Regions from separate parts of the Homo sapiens genome. Here region 1 is linked to region 2. A link is a loop called in an ENCODE intact Hi-C map of the cell type or tissue named here. Cell type or tissue: K562. All regions are shown on one strand. Links, peaks and the distances in the headings refer to the core of each region. The heading gives the core; the rest is flanking DNA.

Evidence for each region. A loop is a pair of places that touch in the nucleus more often than their neighbours do. Peaks named below come from ENCODE experiments on the same cell type or tissue, not always from the same donor. Only the 100,000 strongest peaks of a DNase experiment are listed, where the experiment ranks them.
Region 1: it touches region 2 in a loop (7-fold over the local background); 9 of 110 quality-filtered maps call a loop at or near these places.

The regions. Positions count from the first base shown.
Region 1 is chr6:166,329,394-166,332,309 of GRCh38, reverse strand. SFT2D1 (SFT2 domain containing 1) reads left to right here. Exons shown (of 8, transcript NM_145169.3): 2 at 2,063-2,149; 3 at 2,721-2,803. Among named protein-coding and RNA genes, the nearest start is that of SFT2D1, 12 kb to the left of the region's middle. In K562, for the core only: a CTCF peak has its summit at 1,454; a DNase peak (open chromatin) is centred at 1,489.
Region 2 is chr6:166,274,827-166,277,662 of GRCh38, reverse strand. LOC105378118 (a long non-coding RNA gene) reads left to right here and starts at 552. Exons shown (of 3, transcript XR_943242.3): 1 at 552-682; 2 at 1,339-1,453; 3 at 1,718-1,786. RefSeq lists an enhancer at 2,033-2,532. In K562, for the core only: a CTCF peak has its summit at 1,807 (motif pointing left); a DNase peak (open chromatin) is centred at 1,792; H3K27me3 peaks cover 1,389 bases.

The DNA of each region.
Region 1 (2,916 bases), core at 152-2,651, 55 kb before region 2:
GCAACAGAGTGAGACTCTGTCTCAAAAAAATGCTTGTGATAAGCAGACGTCAGGGTTCCTTCTGTCTCCTAGTTGGAAGATGCACTGCCAGGTTTTCTTTCATGTTGAAGCATATCACAGTTTTCCCAATTAGGAGTCAGGAAATCTGTATAGTTGTTTCGTATCCTAGACAATTTGCAAGACTTGAGACAAATCATTTGCTTGTGGATTGAATATTCCATGTTTACAAGTGGAAATAATTTGTCCTGCTGTTTCGTTTTAAAGATCAATACACGGAAGATGGCAATAGGAGGAAAAAATACCTACTATTATACAAATAGCCGTGCTGTTTCCTTGCTGAGAGAAAAACTGGCTATTGAAAAGCAGCGATTGAACTTGTGAACAATGGGGTGATTTGAACTTGGAAAAGAAGGAAAAATGGATGCTTTTTCCTCTCACTAAATCCTCACAGCATTGTGGACTCACACGAACCTTTAGAAATCATTATTCTTTCCATTTTTAATTGACAAATAAAAGTTATATACATTTATTGTGTACAGCGTGATGTTTTGACCTATGTATACTTTGTGGGATGGTTAAATGAAGCTGATGGGCGTGTCTCCATTTTTTTTAACAGATCATTTACTATGTAATTCAGTCTTTGCAGTTTATTCTGGCCTGCGTAGTTAAAATATACTTAGTGTATATTCTTCCTGATCAGTAAGAATGAAATGTAGATGTTTTTATAGGCAATTTCACTCTTTGTTTAAAACCAAGTGTTTAGTTTTGCCATAAACAGATGACATTGCTGGAAACAAGAATGTGAATTAAAACTTAAAAAACATTTAAAATGTGTTAAAGAGTGATATATGTTTCATTACAGAATACTTAGTTATTTTTATCTGCTTTTCATGCTACATAAGGATTCACAGATTAATCTCTTGAGGTAAGGAATGTAACCAAATGTATTTTGAACTGTTGCATATAGAACTTTCTCTTATTTTTCATTATTCTTGAAAATATAAGCATGTAGTCTTATTTTTAAGTGGATGTGGTAGTATAAATTAGAAATTTAAGTTTTGGAATATAAATCCTTGCTGTATATTTCTAGTTTCTTGCACAGCTGCTGTTGATAGATACTTTTTTAGCCTTATTTGGAAAATATATTTTAATAGTATAATTAGTAATCTGAGTGTGTTTATTTCACCACTACTGTGTGCTGGGTTATCATACTGTACAAAGTAGACTTAGTAATTTCTACTTTTTTCCCCACATAATTTGGCTAGAATTTGCATGGTATATAGGAATGCTGTTGCTCTAGAATAAATGATCATTTCACAGTATGTTTTTACAGTGGTGGAGGAGGGGCCCAAAACTTTCATGGGTTGGACTGAAAGAGCTTAGAACGGGTACCGTCTGGTGCGTGCTGTGATCGTCTCTGCTGGGGCTGCTCAGGCTGCCTCCTGTAGGTGGCCAGCGTCCTCTACCCTCCATGGGGTGCAGTCACCCCACCCCACCCCTGGCCTGCAGCCAATGACCGGCCGAAGGGAGGTGGCGTGTGGAAGGCCAGCCTCTGCCTCCAGCAGGACTTGCACTGAGTGCGGATGCACTCGGATGCACTCAGACTCTGGCATCTAGGAGCCTGAGGAATTCGTCCTGCAGAGGCAGAGAGAACAGATAATGAACCTGTGTACTCTTTCCCAGCCTCTGCAGTTTCAGTGTTTTGCCTGGCCTGTTGCATCTGCCCCCTGTGTTTTTTTAATCTTTGTATATTTTATAATATATCTTATATGTCATTTTATCCATATCAGTGTATATCGGCTGTCCCTAACAGATAAGGACTTTTGTGAAACATATTATCAGACTTTGCAAAATTAATGGTTATTCCTCAGCATCATCTGCTACCCAGACCATGGTCATATTACCCTTAACAACCGTGGAATCTTAGTATTCTTGAATGACACTGTGATATGCAAAATAAATGATTCAGACTATGTGTTAAAACTTTGCTTTAATTTAGTATAAAGAATCAGATTGGTAGTGAATTAAGACTATATTCTAAATTTTCCCATTTTTTATTAAGGTCCTGGATGCCTCATCCCTTAGTTTCAACACCAGATTGAAATGGTTTGCCATCTGCTTCGTATGTGGCGTTTTCTTTTCTATTCTTGTGAGTTAAGGCTTTATATTGTTTAATAATTTTTATTTTGTATTAGACTAATAATTCCATTTAGTACCAAAAACTAATGTCCTTTACTAAATCCCTGTTAGACCATTTTGGTGGAAGGTATTTATTAAACTAAAATAAAGGGGTAGAGATCAATGAAAATACGTAGAAATTAGTATTTTGGGGAGTTTTGTGGATAGTTGAAATAATTTAAGAAAAATGTATCAATGTGTTAAAAGATCTGGAGAGTCAGTAATTTAGATGTTTATTACCTTTTCATACTTGGTATTTAGCATGAAAATTTAACTTAAATAGACTGAGATTTACTGGTAAGCACAAAGTTTTGTTATGGCTCATTTATATATGCTAGTGCAAATAGGAAGAAGATTCAAGTTAGTGTATAACATTGAAAATTAACTATTTTTTCTGTGTAATCAGACTAGACTGTCTACAAGCAGATTTGTATTTAAACATATTACATAATATTGGTATTGTATTACTGCAGTAGCACGTTTATATTTTAACCATTAAAATCATAAAATTATTTTAAAATAACTATAATATCTTAACTTAGGGAACTGGATTGCTGTGGCTTCCGGGCGGCATAAAGCTTTTTGCAGTGTTTTATACCCTCGGCAATCTTGCTGCGTTAGCCAGGTACGTTTGGCTTCTCAAAATATCTTGTTTGCTCTTGCTACCAAATTTACCTTTCTAATAAGCACTTTCCCAGTAGGATGTTTATGTAGTTCTGTACATACTGTGAATTCAGC
Region 2 (2,836 bases), core at 337-2,836:
CAACAGGGAAATGGGGAGTGACTGCTAATGGGTACTGGGTGGCTTATGGGGCAGTGAAAATGTTCTAAAATTGATTGTGAAGACAGTTGCATAACCTTGGAAAAATACTAAAAACCACTGAATTGTATCAAGGGTGATTTTTATGGTATGTGAATTATGTATCTTAATTTAAAAATAAGAGTATTTGCTAACCTCAAGGAGAGATTAATATAGGTGCCAGTGGAAGAAAGACAAGGCAAAATAAAGACAAAGGCATGTAGAAAATGGTTTTTCTGTGATGTCTCTCTCTCCTTTCCGTAACTCCCAGCCAGGACTCCTTTGGCTGGGTTTCCAAGTGCCTTTGACAAACCACCAGCTCAGGGCTTCTTTCCCTCAACCACCACCCCCTAACCTCGTTGCCAGGCTACGGAAATCCAGAGCACTGCTTGAGAAAGGAAAGCCAAGGACAGAACAGAGCCCTGGGGAGGAGCTCGTGGTGGCCAAGCCGAAGGAGGCAGGGAATTCCGGTGGCCCAGAGCCCTGGCAGAGGCTGCCACTGCGTTGAGCCCGTCACTTTGTTGAGTTTCGCGGTGTCGCTGTGCTTGGAAAGACAATTTCCTTTTCAGCAGCACTGGTATGGACTTTGGATGATCTTGCCTGCTTCTTCATTTCTCTCTTTCTCATGAAAGCCTTTCTCTTCTCGGTAAGTAATTGTTCCTATTCTGTGTCCTCAGTGAGCATGGGGAAGAGTGGCCAGTTTGTGGCACATTTTTTCTGCGATGCAGCCCAGAGGCCTTGATGTCCTATGGCACTGCGCTTTGGCAAAGGCATGTTTTTACAATCAGCTCGTCCATGCTCTTGTCTGGGAGTGGGTATGGGCACACAAACACACGGAGCTCCATGACTTCACCCCTAGCCACTGTCATAGGGAACCACAATTTGTTAAATGCATGGGGAAACACAGTATTAAAAAAAAAAATCACCACGCTGGGCGTGGTGATGCACGCCTGTAATCCCAGCACTTTGGGAGGCTGAGGCAGGTAGATCACCTGAGGTCAGGAGTTCGAGACCAGTTGGCCAACATGGTGAAACCCCATGTCTACTAAAAATACAAAAATTAGGGCGCAGTGGTGCATGCCTGTAGTCCAGCTACTTGAGAGGCTGAGACAGGAGAATCGCTTGAACCTGGGAGGTGGAGGCTGAAGTGAGCCGAGATCACACTACTGCACTCCAGCCTGGGCGACAGAGCGAGACTCTGTCTCGGTTAAAAAAAAAATCTTTCTCTGTAAAAATTATCCTGATCTAAAATATGATACACGTGTGTGTGTGTGTGTGTGTGTGTGTGTGTGTGTGACTTAGGCTGTCAGAAATCTTGAAAGGTCATACAAAAAGGCATACGGAAAGAAGCCCAGCGAGAAGAGTTTTCCTGCTGATGAAGACAGAAAAGGCACTGCAGCAGATCCTGCTGGGACAGGTAGCAACTGTTCGTGTGATTGCTAACAAATTGAATTTGTGGCGTCTTTGGTGTTTCTGTATTTGATGTCCTCGGTTCATTGGACAACAGAGCCATTGTTGGTGGCAGGAAATATCACTGTACATTTATACTGAAAGTCTGTAGTTCTGGCAAAATTAAAACTTTGAGAACATAAAGTTGCAAATTCTAATAACACTTTTTAAAAGTCAGTTTTCTTTCACATGAATGCATGTGAAAAATTCACGCAGCTTTTTGTCATCCAAGGTCCCAGGGAGAGAGCACGAGCGTTGAAACCTGCACCAGCAGCCCGGGCGAGGCGGCTCCTTGTGCTAGGGCGCCCTCTAGAGCCGGAGAGCGGAAGCGGCGCGGGCGGCGGGCGGCAGGCGGCGCCTCTGCACCCAAGAAGCGCTTACCCCCAAAACATATGCTGGGCCCCAGGTGCCTGCCCTGGGTAACCAGCACGAACGAACAGAGATACCCCAGGCTGTGTAAATCCTTGGTGATCCCCTAGATTCATCCTTTGAGTTTTAAAACCGAGAAACTTGATATCCAGAGAAGAAAGACCCTTTTGAGGCCAGGATTCCATGGGAGGAAGACCCTCTCCTCAGCCCCTTAATACCCACCCTCCCCAGCCAACAGGACCCTTGGGGAAGAAAACCCTCTCCCCCACCCCTCATACCTCCCCCCAGATCCCCCATTCCCTCAGGGGAAGGAAGACCCTCTCCCCCACCCCCTCGCGAGCCCCCCTCCCACCCCAGACAACAGGATCCTTGGGGAGGAAGACCCTCTCCTCCCTCAAACCCCTCCTCAGCCAACAGGACCCTGGAGGAGGAAGAGCCCCTCCTCCACATCCCACAACACCCCCCTCAGCCAACAGGACGCTGGGGAAGGAAGACCCTCTTTCCCACCCTTCACGACCACCCCCAATTCCCCAGCCCCAGCCAACAGGACAGATGAGGTGCAGGCAGGCTCATGGGTTCGGTGGAGGGAGTTTGGGATCACCCCAAAGCTTTTTCCATTTTCGGGGTCAGCAGCCTGGCTGGTGGCCAGAACCAGCCAGTTCTGTGAGAACACTGGAGGCATGAGCAGCCCCTGCCAAGCAAGTGGCAGCAGCCTGGCCAGGGAGGCGTGGGTGTCACAAGTGAAGGGCCCAGTGGGGCCGGGGGCTGTGACCACATGTGGAGGGCCGGGGCCTGGGCCGGGGGCTTCCTCTCTTGGGGCTGAGGTTTGCTCATCTGTGAGTCAGGCTGAGGCACCCATGCCTTGGGGTGGCCTTGAGGTTAAGGGGTCTGTTTGTGTGAAATGCTCAGGGCTGGGCCTGCCCTCAGCACACTCAACAGGTGACAGAGACCGTGACCATGATGTCGGACCCGTCAGCCGCCC